Linked DNA regions of Homo sapiens: regions 2 and 3 are each linked to region 1. A link is a contact called in ENCODE Hi-C or POLR2A ChIA-PET data. All regions are on one chromosome and are shown on one strand. Each heading gives the region's core, a stretch centred on a gene start or an enhancer-like site at or near the end of the contact. The rest is flanking DNA. Distances are from core to core; before and after follow the strand shown. Region 1 holds the start of MPV17 (mitochondrial inner membrane protein MPV17). Region 2 holds the start of NRBP1 (nuclear receptor binding protein 1). Region 3 holds the start of PPM1G (protein phosphatase, Mg2+/Mn2+ dependent 1G).

The links. Hi-C counts contacts between places; a loop is a spot of excess contacts on that map. ChIA-PET counts read pairs that join two places held with the same protein, here RNA polymerase II (POLR2A). Pooled maps may share reads with other maps.
Region 2: a map of B cell shows a loop between it and region 1 (17-fold over the local background). The contact joins the promoter of NRBP1 here to the promoter of MPV17 in region 1. A Hi-C loop is called at or near these places in 7 of 168 maps with a recorded cell type or tissue (B cell, CD4-positive, alpha-beta T cell, CD8-positive, alpha-beta T cell and 3 more), 14 of 37 single-sample maps with no recorded cell type and 23 of 50 pooled maps. POLR2A ChIA-PET finds 5 or more read pairs at or near these places in 18 of 52 experiments (CD4-positive, alpha-beta T cell, CD4-positive, alpha-beta memory T cell, H1 and 14 more).
Region 3: a loop to region 1 is called in a map of CD8-positive, alpha-beta T cell, with 20 times the contacts of the local background. The contact joins the promoter of PPM1G here to the promoter of MPV17 in region 1. A Hi-C loop is called at or near these places in 5 of 168 maps with a recorded cell type or tissue (B cell, CD8-positive, alpha-beta T cell and naive thymus-derived CD4-positive, alpha-beta T cell), 7 of 37 single-sample maps with no recorded cell type and 17 of 50 pooled maps. POLR2A ChIA-PET finds 5 or more read pairs at or near these places in 16 of 52 experiments (AG04449, CD4-positive, alpha-beta T cell, CD4-positive, alpha-beta memory T cell and 12 more).

Annotation. Positions count from the first base shown.
Region 1 is chr2:27,320,333-27,325,120 of GRCh38, forward strand. MPV17 (mitochondrial inner membrane protein MPV17) reads right to left here and starts at 2,765. Exons shown (of 8, transcript NM_002437.5): 1 at 2,720-2,765; 2 at 2,116-2,190. The coding sequence starts at 2,185. RefSeq lists enhancers at 2,160-2,209, 2,220-2,309, 2,320-2,369, 2,420-2,479, 2,602-3,574 and 3 more.
Region 2 is chr2:27,426,030-27,430,817 of GRCh38, forward strand. It overlaps NRBP1 (nuclear receptor binding protein 1), which reads left to right and starts at 2,602. Exons shown (of 18, transcript NM_013392.4): 1 at 2,602-2,702. RefSeq lists a silencer at 2,970-3,119 and an enhancer at 4,489-4,788.
Region 3 is chr2:27,406,652-27,411,439 of GRCh38, forward strand. PPM1G (protein phosphatase, Mg2+/Mn2+ dependent 1G) reads right to left here and starts at 2,940. Exons shown (of 10, transcript NM_177983.3): 1 at 2,652-2,940. The coding sequence starts at 2,771. RefSeq lists silencers at 2,421-2,500, 2,521-2,570, 2,641-2,830, 2,921-3,110.

The sequences.
Region 1 (4,788 bases), core at 1,515-4,014:
TTTTTGTTGATTTTTTTTTTTGAGATGGAGTTTCGCTCTTGTTGCCCAGGCTGGAGTGCAATGGCACAATCTTGGCTCACCGCAACCTCTGCCTCATGGGTTCAAGTGATTCTCCTGCCTCAGCCTCCCAAGTAGCTGGGATTACAGGCATGCGCCACCATACCCGGCTAATTTTGTATTTTTAGTAGAGACGGGGTTTCACCGTGTTAGCCAGGTTGGTCTCGATCTCCTGACCTCGTGATCTGCCCACCTCGGCGTCCCAAAGTGCTGGGATTACAGGTGTGAGCCACCGCGCCCAGTCCCTAAACTCAAGTTTTAAAAGAGGAAACTAAGGCTCAAAGAAGCTTACTGACTTGTCCTGATTAATGCACCTACTAGGTGCTATGGTTTTAAGATTCAAATCCTGGTCTTCTAAGTCTGAAATCTCTGTACTGTTTTCCAGTGTGATGAGCTATCCCATGGGACCTTAGGAACTACTGTGCTGGGGTCCAAAAATGGCTCAGTGAACTAAAGCCACTTCCACCTTTTATTTGTAGTTTGATCCAAATACAGTGAACAGCAGGAAAGGAAAAGTCTGGATGGTCTGAAAAAGTCTGGGAAAAGTGCTGGGAGGCTACATTTTGCTTCAGGGCTGAGCTGGGACGTCAGCATAGCCTCAGGAAGACTGAGGCTGTGGAGCTGAAGGGCTCCAGCACCAAGAGCCCAGAACTCCAGCCACATGTCGGCACCTAGGCCTCCTTGGAGCTCTAGCTCCTGCCCTTGTCAGCTGCAGATGCCTCAGGTAGGGAAATATAAGGACTCTTTCCCTCCCTATTCTTGATGACCACAAGGGGGAATCTTCCATCTGGCAGTTATGGGCCCTGAGGGAATCTGAGCCTGGGCAAAGGGCCCAGCGTGTCAGTTCCCATCATAGCCACACTGTCCAGCATGAGTCACCACACACGTAGCCAGGTGAGTCATACAGGCTGACGGACGCTGAGGACAGGACAAGAGGTGGTTGGGCACCGGAGACTGGAGAGGGGCCCAGGGAAGGGCCAAAGAATCCATCTCCTGGCCATTCATGCAGTTAAGTTTCTGTGCCGATGCAGGGCTGTTCTGGTCACAGGATCCCTGTTCCACTCTGGCCTTCAGTAGCCCCCAATCCCTTCCAATAGTCCTCTTCTCAGAAGGCCAGTCATCACTAGAATCCTGTTCCCCTTCTCTAAACATGGGCAAGACCTCATCTTAATGTGATCACTCTTTGCACCCCAATGTTCTAAGGCCTTCTGACATTCCCCCTCTAAGACTTACTTATCTTCATGCCATCCTCTTACATTAGCTAACTTGCAAAATGAAGATGGTAACAAATGCAGGTAGGTCACTGCATTACCTCTGTGAGGTTAGTACTCAATCACTGCATTTGGAGTGACTGGTATCTGATCACTCCAAATGGATCAGGATGGAGTGATCAGATACCAATATACTAACCTTGGAGATACATATTTAGGCAGTAAATGATAACAAAAGCAAATGAACGATATAAACAAAACTCAGGAAATTTTGGGTGAATTACGGAGAGGCACTCAAGAGGTCTCAAAGCTGATTACTGACACAGGAGTGTTCAGTTTTAATGCCATTTAAACTGTACATACACATCTTAATCATTCTTTTGTATGTTTCACAATAAAAAATACCAAGAAAAACTGGGGTAAGAGTCTTGATTCAGCACTTATTAGGTGTGATCTAATGTGGACTCAAGTAACCCTCCTAGCTCACACACCTTTGTGGGGGCCCTATGCCATAACGTATATGAAAGTGCTTTGCATACGGTAAAATGTTTTCCAAGTTGAGGCCTCCTGGGGCAATGCCTTTATCCTTCAGGGCTGACTGTTCAGCTTTTTGAGGACTTTGAAATCCTAAAACCCTACTGCACAGCTTGGCCAACTACGCATACCCCTTAAAAACAGCCTTGGGGACCACCCTCCAAAACAGACTGGGGACAGTGTAGGATGAAAGACAGCCAACCCTTCAAGAGAGCCGAATAGAAACAGGAAGTGAGGGTGGTGCAGTGGGGCAAGCCTCTGGCTTCCAAATCAGTCTGCCCTGGTCCCACTCAAGTCCTAGAGGGACACTCACCAGCTGTCAGGACCTGTACTTTCCACGGGTGAGCGGCCAGGGCCCGCTGGTATGCCCGCCAGAGTGCCATGCTTCCTGTCAAGCCAAGAGGAGAGGGGGTCACCCCCACCGTCCCTCTCCACGACTAAGAAGCCGCCTGACATTCCCTTGTGCCCACTCCCTTCCCCTTCCCACTTCCAATGTGACTTAAAGGGGCAGAGGCCACATGAAGGATGCTTCCCAGACAGCTTCCTGTCGCAGGAGTCGCCTTAGACAATTGGGGAAGAGAGAAAGGCTGTGGGAAGCTATGGACTCCTGGTAGCAGCCACCAGCCACCCCAACCTCATTCCTGAAGCCAGACCACCTGGAAGCCTCCGTTCCCGACGGAGACACTCATGAGGACAGCTTTGCTCTGGCTTCTACCCAGAGCTTGGGTGCCTCAAAAGATAGCTTGGTCCGTCTCCAGATTCAGACTTGGTTGGAACCAGTTTGTAACCTTCCTGAGTCCAGCTCCAAACCGAAAATAGGGCCCGTCACTGCCCGGATATAGGATGACCACACACCTTGTGGGCACTCATGGCTTGCGACGCTTTAAGCCAGAGACCGCAGATCACCCGCCACTCACCTGAGCGCCGAGCCTCCCTCCCACGTGACAGGCTGGCCTAGGAACTTCCGCCACAAGTCCCGCCCCTTCCTCCCAGCGTCCTTCGGATTACGCAGCCAGGACAGGAATGGGGGTGGACCGAGCCATGAATACCCGTGGAGAGCGGCCTAACTCGGCCACCCACTCTGTGAGAGACCCCTTTTCCAGCTGGACTGTGCCGGACCCTGGTGTGGGGCCCGCCAGCCATATTTCTCACCTAAGTTCGACCCTCTGCCTCCTCCTGCCCCTTCTCTCCGCGCGAGACCCGGGCCTCTCTCAATCCGGTAGTCTCATTGTTCAGCCCACCCTCCCCGCATAACTGGCCATAACTACGATCCTTGTCTCAGCAATCGTAGTTAGGGAACTATAAGTTATAGTTAAGTGCGTGTTTTGTCTCTAGGTTCTTCACTGGCCTCAACTGTGAGCTCATGAGTGGGTAAAACTGGGGTCGTTCATATTTGTCGTCCTCATAGCAACTATTTCAGTGCTTTGCCGCAAACAGCCACTTAAGAAATACTGCGTATGTATGATTCTTCCACAGAAAGCATTGGAATTAGAACCTCAGAAGACATTAGGTATTGGCTCCCAAACTAACGGGCTGTGCAGCCTTGGTCATGACTAGACTTGATGTTAAGGCTCTGCATCTGTAAAATGAGGGAGGTTACACTATTGACTTTCCAAACTCGGCTCCTCAGTTCTAGGGATTTTTCAGATGTTTGTGTGTGGGGATGAGAGGGGCAGCATTACTACAGCTGCTTCTCCAACTTTTTTTTCCAAGTATATACTTCTCAAAAGACCCATTTTTAACGGGGCCCACAACTGCATGTTTGAAAACCAGTAAGCTAGGTGATTTCTTAATCCCCTTCCAGCTCTAACATTCTAAGAGTCTGTGAATATAGAGCAATATCCTTTCTAGAGCGTTGGAAATGTCTACAATATCCCTGGCAATGGACTTGTCAGGCTGGCAGGCTTTACTTATCTCCAGGGAGCCCACACGTCAGGAGGCACACTCTTTCAGGCTCTCCACCTGCCCAGCTCCACCCCCAATTTACTCAATTCCTTTATGATTAAGGCAGGGAGACTCCTGCCACAAATCCTGGAGAAACAGAGTAAGGAAGCAAGAGAAGTCAATGTCACAAACATTTAACTAAAATGCTATTTGCAAAACAGCATGCTAGAGGAGTGAACTGACAAAAGTAAATGTAATAGGAGACCAAATGTGGTAGGCTGTAAAGTTATATTCTGAAGTTAGACTGAGTTCAAATCCCCAGCACCACCACTTACTAGTTATATGACCTTGACCTTTTACAGACAGCTTACCCTCTCCAACTCTTTTATCATTAAGTAAAATGGCAATACCTACCTCATACAAGTGACACATGCGAAGTGCCTAAAATGGATCAAGTGCTTAATGCTTGTTTATCCTTTTTCCTCCCTTCCCCCTTGGGAACACAAGGGAGGGAAACTATTTTTTACTGGAGAAAACTGGGAAGCTCTTTGGTGAAGGTGGAATTTGAGCCGGGACCTTGAAGGATGAATTGAACTCAGGTGAAGATGGTGGAAAAAGACACTCTGGCGAAGGGAGGAATATGAGAAGAGGAATAAAGGTAGAGAAGTGTATGAACAATGGATAGTATGAAGTGGGTATATTGGGAGGGAGGGTTAGAAAGAGAAAAGGCTTGTTAGAGAAAAAGAACAAGGTCAAGACTAGGGCTGAGACTCAGTTGCAGAAGCAGGGCTGCCAGCACCAATCTACAGCCTCAAGTGTGGATCCCCAGGTCTCATCTTTTCTACCACTGAAAATAGGAAGGGGGCTGCCCTGTAGAATTGAGTAAAGCTTCTCTTCGACAGAAGGCACTTGCGTAACAGCTCAAAAAACAAAACTGGCTCAATGTGAGCTGGATCCCAATAGGGTAGTGCAACACTTGGCTTCTTTGCACTGACATGGGTTGTGGTCTCTGCTGTTGATAGACTTGGGTTTCCTCCAGGTCTATTTTCTCATCTGTACAGGATAGGGGCTGAACTCTTTTTGAGACGGAGTCTCGCTCCGT
Region 2 (4,788 bases), core at 1,352-3,851, 110 kb after region 1:
CAGAAGATCGAGACCATCCTGGCTAACACGGTGAAACCTCGTCTCTACTAAATATACAAAAAATTAGCCAGGCATGGTGGCACACGCCTGTAGTCCCAGCTATTCGGGAGGCTGAGGCCAGGAGAATCTCTTGAACTTGGGAGGTGGAGGTTGCAGTGAGCCAAGATCGTGCCACTGCACTCCAGCCTGGGCAATGGAGCGAGACTCCACCTCAAAAAAAAAAAAATACACCAAAGTCTTAATTATCGGGGGAAGTAGGATTATAAGAGATTTCACTTTCTACAGAAATTGTTAATATTCATATTACTGTTGTCAGCATTGTTGTCATAAAGCAATTAAAAGTGCCTAACACATAGAAGCTACTATATAAATATTACATTATACTAAAATAGTTTTGGGAATATTTTTGCGTTGTTTTTTGGCAATGAGCATGAATTATTTTTATAAGCAGGAAAAAATAAATACATGAGGTGGTGAAAATGCAGGTAGTATTTGATCATTTTAAATGTAATGAAGGGTTAAAAATGAGAGCTAGAGGATGCCAAAGGGTCCTCCATGCATACTTGAAAGGACCTAGTTGAAAGCGGAAGGTTGATAATGATAAAGCCCCAGGCAGAAGAGAATGGGAAACTCTAATGATAACATGAACTGATATTTAATGAATGTTTACCCTGGGCCAGGTGTTCCAATTGCTTTTGAGCCCACAGGAAGGAAAGGTTAATCTTTTCCTTTGAGATTAGAACCAAGAAATTATTTTATTTATTTATTTATTTATTTTTTAGGTGGAGTCTTGCTCTTGTCGCCCAGGCTGGAGTACAGTGGCCTGATCTCAGCTAACAGCAACCTCTGCCTCCCGGGTTCAAGTGATTCTCCTGCCTCAGCCTCCTGAGTAGCTGGGATTACAGGCGCCCACAAGCACGCCTGACTAATTTTTGTATTTTTAGTAGAGACGAGGTTTCACCATGCTGGCCAGGCTGGTTTTGAACTCCTGACCTCAAATGATCCGCCCGCCTCAGTCTCCCAAAGTGCTGGTATTACAGGCATGAGCCATCGCGCCCAGCCCAGAGCAAAGATTCTTAACCTCAGTTTCCTGAAATTATATCCTAAATTTGTTGGGTAAGTGCATTTTTTAAAGTACAAGAGAAGGCCCATAAGTTACATCAGATTTTAAAAAGGGTGTTTGAGCCCCCCTCTTCCAAAGATAGAAGAATCAAGGAAGAAAGGGTAAAACATACATACATATATATATATATATATATATATATATATATATATATATATATTTTTTTTTTTTTTTTTTTTTTTTTTTTTTTGAGACGGATTCTCACACTCTGTTGCCCAGGCTGGAGCGTAGTCGTGCAGTCTTGGCCTACTGCAACCTCTGCCTCCTGGGCTCAAGTGATCTTCCCGCCTCAGCCTCCCAAGCAGCTTGAGAGAACAGACATGTGCTACCTCGCCCGGCTAATTTTTGTATTTTTAGTAGAGACGGAGTTTTACTACATTGAGCAGGCTGGTCTCGAACTCCTGACCTCAAGTGATCCGCCCACCTCGGCCTCCCAAAGTGCTGGGCGTGAGCCACCGCGCCCGGCCGAAAGATTGGTTTTAAAAACGAGTATTTTGAGATGATGAGAAAACGAGAGGGTTTCTGCCAGTTGTCCTTTCTCCCAGTGAAACAGGATTAGAGATTCTCTTTAATGACAGTAAAATTTGGTGATTGTGACATTTCCAAGTTCTGTTGATTGATTCATCATCTTCCCTCCATCATACACGTCTAAGGGCAGAGTGAACTTCCATCCTGAAGGCTCCGCGCTTAGTTTTCGCAGATTAATAGCTCACCAAGAATTTATCATCTTTTCTTTCCACTAACTCGAAACCAATCTAAATTCTTTCCAAACATCTTCTCAACGTAGTCTCCTTTGATGAAATTTACTGTTTCGGATTCTAGACTTGGCTCTTACCAACTTAACTTTCGGTTAATAGCTTAATACCTCTGATTCAGGTTTTTGCATTTGTCAACTACCATTGAATGATAATTTCAATGAGTTCGTTCTTATGAGGATCAAATGAAATAACATCTGTGAAAACCTCTTACAAAGTTTAAGCAAATAGTGCTAAGCAATCACCAAGCGTTAACTACTAATTTTCAGTGTTAGGTAAATTTTAAAAGCTTTCCGGAGAATTGGCGTCCTGCACACCAGTCTCGTTCCAAAATAATGCAGGCGGGGGCTGGGGTGGGGGCGCTCCTCTCGGACTGAGGCTATGTCTTTCGCTCCTTTTGTCTTTTCCAGGCATTAGAACTGTCATGGCGCCTTCAAGAAGAGGTAGGAGGCCCTCTCTGCGTCCAGCAGAACCATCTGGGGCACCTGGACCGGGCGGTGGGGTGGACAGAGAGACGAGCCCCAGCTGGGACCGAAAACATCGACCCCTCCGAGAGGTCTCGGCCGGACCGGCGCAAGGGGAGGAGAGCGGGTGGAAGCCCACCCCAGCGAACGCCCGAGGGCCGGGCCCCGCCCACCCAGAACGTCACCCAATGGAAACCTGCCGGCGGTGCGGCACCGCCCATCGTTGGTCCGGGCGCCGCGAGGGCGGGGCCCGCAGTTCGGTTGCGCTGCGGAGCGCAGCTGTGAGGGAGTCGCTGTGATCCGGGGCCCCGGAACCCGAGCTGGAGCTGAAGCGCAGGCTGCGGGGCGCGGAGTCGGGAGGTGAGCGCCCAGGGAAAAGAGGGCCCGGGAGGGAGGGGTTCGCGAGAGGACGGAAGGATCGGCCTCCGAGGCCCGGGACGGTGGGACCCGCCAGTCGGGTGCTGAAGGCGGCCCTGCTCACTCAGTAGCCCAGGCCCGATCGGGCCCTGCCTGCTGGAGCCGAGGGGCCGCTTCGGCCCCGCAGTCGCTGCTTAGCCCTCCCTGGCGTCTCTGGCTTGGCGGCGGCGCCCCGGGATTCTGCGGGCGCGGGTCGGGAGGCCCTGGCGTTCGCTTGGAACTCCGGCTGCGAGAGGCGGGGCCCGGCGGGTGGGGGCGGGGGCGGGGGCGGCGGTCGCGGCCCGGCGGCCTGCGGAAGCTCGGCGGCCTGGCCTGGCCTGCTCGCGGGGAGGTGCGCAGACTGCGCGGGGGCGTGGCCTGCGCCCCTGACTGCGCTGTCGGTCCGGCCTTTGATGAGGTGGCCGCCGCTGGCTCCCTGGGCCCCAGCCTGGTTCCCGCGCGGGCCGCGGCTGCCTTCCAGACGCAGGGCATGCGACCTGTTGGAGTGTGAAATTCTAGGGGCCGGGTTCCTCCCCAGAGCGGTTTTATTTCCGACTGGACTGTGCTGCGGGTCTCAGAGGCCCTCTGGTCCGTTCAGGGTGAGGACAGCTGAGAGGCCTGGGCCCGTGAGCTCTTGCAGAGGAGTTGACACGCAGAGGGGCTGCTGTCCAATAAACGAAAGTGTCGGGGAAAAACTTTGCAGGGCGATCTGCATTACTCCAAAGTGAACACACTGCATGTCTCAGGGTGGCTGGAGGCGGCGAGAATCCCCTTATGGGAGTATATGAGCTTTTCCATGTGTTATCTCTTTAAAACCTCTCAGCGGCTCCGAGACAAAACTCCCAGTGTCGCAGAGGTTTCTTCATCAATAGGAGTAGTGCTGGAGAATCTTGGGCACTGCCCTCATTTTGCCTGCGAAGGAAAAATTAGGAAGGGATAAAAAGTCACAAAAATTAGGAAGGTGGGGGGGATAAGCAAATTCCAAGGGCATCTATCTCTGATGAAGGGTTGGTGTCTCCTGTGGTGCCCTACTGTGGATTAGTTATTTGTGTCCTCGGTCCAGAAGTTTCTCTGGAGCCCATTGGCTACAGCTTTCCTGTATTAGAATTCTACTGTTATTTCCTACTGTAGTCTGGCTGGGAATTTTATTTAGTTGTTCAGATTTTAGATGCATTCAGTGAATGCAGCTGCTCAAGGAAGTAACTAATAGTGTCTTACCATTTTCTTAGCTACTTTTCAGAAGAAGGAACATGATCTCTAACAGAAGTTTTCTGGTAGATTACTAAAACAGGCAGATAGTAGCTTTCCTGGCTGGCTGAGTTAAATCCCTCTCCAGCGATCCTCCCACTTCAGCCTCCTAAGTAGCTGGGATTACAGGCATGAGCCAGCGCGCCTGGCAAATCTCTCTAGAATAAGTCAGGATCTAGAAAATAACATAGGGAAAGAATATCTTGCCAGATTTCCTCTGTACTGCCTATTGCTCTTTGGTATTTACTAGACTGTCTTCTAATAAAAATCTCCTGAGTTGAGTTAAACGTAGTGTAGATTGGGGGCAGAGATGGGCACAAATGGGCATCAGAGAGTTCTAAAAATAAATGTGGGCTTTTCAAAAGATTGGTGTGTTGACTGGAGACTTCTGAACTTAGAGGAGCACATTTAGTTTCCAGGGTATCAGTTTCTTTTTCTTTTCTTTCTTTTTTTCTTTTTTTTTTTTTTTTTGAGTCATAGTCTCACTCTGTCACCCAGGCTGGAGTGCAGTGGCGCCATCTGGGCTCACTGCAACCTCCGCCTCCTGAGTTCAAGTGATTCTCGTGCTTCAGCCTCTTGAATAAGCTGGAATTATAGACGTGCGCCACCACACCCTGCTAATTTTTGTATATTTTTGTATTTTTTTGTTGCCCAGGCTGGTCTCGAACTCTTGAGCTCAAGCAATCTGCCTGCCACCATCTCCCAAAGTGCTGGGATTACAGGCGTGGGCCAGCTTGCCTGGCCCAGGGTATCTCTTTCATACTGTAGAGAACTCTCTTGAGCTGAGCACACACAGGTTCCA
Region 3 (4,788 bases), core at 1,690-4,189, 86 kb after region 1:
AAAGGGAAATGCCCTACAGAGAAGCAGCAAATAGTATGGAATCACTGGGCAAACCAACGTGAAACACTGAGTAGCCAAGCAACTCAATCCGTAAGTAAAAGTAGAAAGAAGGGTACCAAAGAAATGAAAAAACAACAGCAGAGAAGTGAAAAATATTAAATGAGAAACCTGGAAGAAACGTTTTACTGCGAGATGGAATATTCACCTCAAATCTCACAACGTTAACAGAAAATGCCATGGAAATGGAACTTCTTGACTACCTACTTTACAAAAAGACTTTCCTACGAAACTATACCCAGATTTATTTATTTATTCTTTTTTTTTTTTTTTTTGAGACAGTGTCTCACTCTGTCGCCCAGGCTGGAGTACAGTGGCACGATCTTGGCTCACTGCAACCTCCGCCTCTGGGATTCAAGCGATTCTCCTGCCTCAGCCTTCCAAGTAGCTATGATTATAGGCACGCACCACCACATTCAGCTAATTTTTTGTATTTTAATAAAGACGGGGTTTCTTCATGTTGTCCAGGCTGGTCTCGAACTCCTAAGCTCAGGCAATCCGCCCGCCGCAGCCTCCCAAAGTGTTAGGATTACAGGCATGAGCCACCATGCCTGGCCTATTCATTTATTTTTTGAGACAGCGTCTCGCTCTGTCACCCAGATTGGAGTGCAGAGGGGCGATCTTGGCTCAATGAAGGCTCTGCCTCTCAGGCTCAAAGTGATTTTCTATCTCAGCCTCCCAAGTAACTGGGACTACAGGTGGGTGCCACCATGCCCAGCTAATTTTTTTGTATTTTTTGTAGAGACAGGGTTTTTGCCATGTTGCCCAGGCTGGTCTCGAACTCCTGAGCTCAGGTGATCTGCCTGCCTCGGCCTCCCAAAATGCTGGGATTACAGACGTGAGCCACTGCGCCCAGCCTAGATATTTCTAATAGACAATTACATCTACCAAATAGTTATACTGTGTATGGTGGTGAAATATGAATGCTATGCTTCAGTTTGACATAGATGATTAACAATGTCTAGTGTCTTCAACGATCTGATCCTACAAATTCTTTCCACCAAAACAGTGTCCTAACCTTTCTGGGCCTCAATTTCTTAGCTATAAAATGTGGGAGCCGCAGGGTGTGGTGGTTCATGCCTGTAATCCTAGCACTTTGGGAGACCGAGGCAGGCAGATCACCTAAGTCAGGAGTTCAACACCAGCCTGACCCACATGAAGAAACCCTGTCTCTACTAAAAATACAAAATAAGCCAGGCGTGGTGGCACATGCCTGTAATCCCAACTACTAGGGAGGCTGAGGCAGGAGAATTGCTCGAACCTGGGAGGCGGAGGTTGCGGTGAGCCGAGATCGCGCCATTGCATTCCAGCCTGGGCAACAAGAGCGAAATTCTGTCTCAAAAAAAAAAAAAGGGAGCCAAAGCAGATGAGATGAACTATAGGATACACTCCAATCCTGAAATTTTATACCTAATTATAAAATTGTTATTAAGGTCAGTTATGAATATAAAATTTGAATCGGAAAACAAAACATTTAAGTTCATACTGTCATTCCAGAGCTAACCACAGGGAGGAGCGAGGGATCTGAAACAATTCCCAAGGGAGACAGTATTTCGCTGTTACCTGAAGCCCACCCGGTAGGTGGAGAAACCCTCAATACCAGACAGAGTATTTCCCTGGCCCTTTTGCCTAGACTTCAGAATGCTCTTCACAAAGCCACGGTTAACCCGTCTTCCTCCCTTTCCTCCCTACCGCAGTTTTCCCTCTTCTCTTTTGTAGTTTCACATCAAGTTTTACCTAATACTACTACTTTCCCCCCAATATTTTTCTTTTCCCCTTTTGTCCAGAGTAAAATTTTCTAGAAAAGCCCTTTGTAGGTAGGTTGTGATGAAAAAAATTGATGAAATGACTTACAATCAAAGAAACTATAAACTACAATTACAGGCAAATGAGAATTACTGATTAAGTTTTAGAGAAATCCTAAGAGAGAAAGAAAACGAAGCATAATAAAAAGGAAAACCTAGGGACTGACATAATTCAAGTTTTCCGAAGTTAGTAAAAGGCCCTGAAAAGAGTGCAAATGAGTGACAACTCCTGGAGGTCGGGTCCAGCCTCTGAAATTAACATGCAAGAGCCCAAGGCCAGGCAACCAAAATGTGAAACAGACTCTGCCCGGGGTTCCTTTCACTGTCAAACTCCTAGCCAAAAGAGGCTTCCCACATCAGATATTTTAAATATTAAAATTTAAAAAGTTATTCACATCTATTCACCTCTCCCTTGAAAAACAAATGAATAAATAGCCCCTATTTGCGTCTTTACTCCCACACTAAACCTCACACCGTTGATGAGCCTGGAGGGCTAGGTTGGCACGAGAGGATGGCGCCAAAGCTCGGGGAGAGGGCGGTCAGTGGGCGGAAGGTGCCTCTTCCCACATGGCCGAGCCCTCGCCGCCACTGGCCACCGGCACACGGTCCCCAAGCATCGGGAGCTCCCTCTCGGCCCTGACCCCGCGGTCTCTGTCGCCCCGCAAACGGCCGCTGCGGCCGCAGGCTCCCAATTGGGACCCTTCCCAGGGGAGGACCCCATCCCCCGCTCTCTTTCTCCGTCAGATTCCCGCCCCGCAGCGGCCAGCCTATGGGCCCCTGCCTCCTCACCTCCATGGAGACGCGCCAGCCTTGCATGGCGGAGAAGCCGTAGGGCAGCGGCAGGCGCGGGGCGCCGACCCCGTCCCCGGAGCACTTCACCGTGTTGGGCTGGGAGAGGTAGGCACCCATGGCGGCGGCTGGCCGGCGGCCTCAGGTGCAGGAAAGCTGGGCGCGACCCGTGCCGGAGCCGAAGCCCCGGGGGTGCGCGCGGCAGGAGCAGGCCCCGCGGCGCGACCGACGCAAGGTGCCGGTGAAAGGCGCGAGGCCGGCCAGGAGGCGGTAACGGGACGGGAGCTGTGAGGGAGCGGAAGCGGAAACGGCGCCGCTCCAGACCCCGCCCGGCCTGCGCGGCGGGGCCAGGCGCTGCGGGCAGTCATTTCCTTAGCAACTCGCCCCGCCCGCAGGGACAACGGCCCGCCCAACGGCCGCTCCCGCGAGACTAGCGCGACCACGCCCACCAACGGCCGCCGTCCTACTCCGCTTCCTCGCGCAGGTGGCAGGTCGCCTCTGGCAGAACCTCTTCCTTCGTTCCCAGTCCCCAGCCTCTTGGCGTTTTGTCTGACGCCTCTTTTGTGTCGGACTCGACGCTTTCAGCCCGTCCTCCAGTGTTTTCATCCCCCTCTCCCCAACGTTGCACTCTCAGACTCCGCAAACCCCGCCCGATTTGGTTCAATTAAAGTTGACCAGTATTTGTTCCGAGCTTAGGAAGTACTTGGCCAGGCCATGCGAGGCCTATATGAGAAGAATGTGAGTCTTTTCTGAAAGCGAAGACCTCGATCTGTGATATAATTCGAGTTAATACAATGTAGAAATGTTTGGTACAGCCTATTCTGGGTGGGAAAAGCTCAAGGATGGGAGGAGGAGCTGTTTCTTGGAGGATTGAAAGGATGTAGGCTCTCAGAGAGGATGCCTCTGGATTGCATTATGCCACAGGAAAAGGGAATAATGTTATAAGGTTTGGAGGAGTGAGGGAAGAATGTGAACTGCATTTGGGGAGGATTTCTGAGGAAGCTGGCTGGACTCGGAGAATGATTGTAAGTGGTAATATTAACTAGCTAGCTTGATAAAAAGAAGCGCCAAGATGAGTGACTTGGACTTCATTGTCGTCCTGGTGTAACCTTTGGCATCGTTTGTCTAGTCTTTGTATGCAGTGTACATTGGAGGGAGAGAGTCTGGGGCACTGTTGTGTTGTTGTTTTTTGTTTGTTTTTGAGACAGAGTCTCGCTCTGTCGCCCAGGCTACAAGCTCCGCCTCCCGGGTTCACGCCATTCTCCTGCCTCAGCCTCCCGAGTAGCTGGGACTACAGGCGCCCGCCACCACGCCTGGCTAATTTTTTGTATTTTTAGTAGAGACGAGGTTTCACCGTGTTAGCCAGGATGGTCTCCATCTCCTGACCTCGTGATCCGCCCGCCTCGGCCTCCCAAAGTGTTGGGATTACAGGCGTGAGCCACCGCACCCCGCCTACTATTGTTTTTTTTTTAAGACAGAGTTTCGCTCTTGTTGCCCAGGCTGCAGTGCAGTGGCGCTATCTTGGCTCACTGCAACCTCCGCCTCCCAGGTTCAAGCGATTCTCCTGCCTCAGCCTCCCGAGTAGCTAGGATTCCACGCCTGGCTAATTTTTGTATTTTTAGTAGAGACGGGGTTTCACCATGTTGGCCAGGCTGGTCTCGAACTCCTGACCTCGTGATCTACCCGCCTCAGCCTCCCAAAGTGCTGGGATTACAGGCGTGAGCCACCGCGCCTGGCCTGGGGCACTGCTACTAGTTAGAGAGCTCTTACTCTAAGCAGGAGATGAGAAGAGCTGGGAGTAAGGTGGTACCACGCAGGGTGGCAATGGGAATCCAGATGAAAGGACAAATTAGACAATAACAAATAAGACAGATTTGGTAATAAATTGCATTCAAGGGATGGAGAGAAAAGGAGAAATTCTCCAAACTATGACAAAATTGATTCTTTTCAGCCGGGCACAGTGGCTCACACTTGTAATCCCAGCACTTTGGGAGGCCAAGGGGGGGTGGTGGATCACTTGAGGCCAGAAGTTCGAGACCAGCCTGGCCAACATGTGAAACCCGTCTCTACTAAAAATACAAAAATTAGCCAGGCGTAGTGGTGCGCTCCTGTAATCCCAGCTACTTGGGAGGCTAAG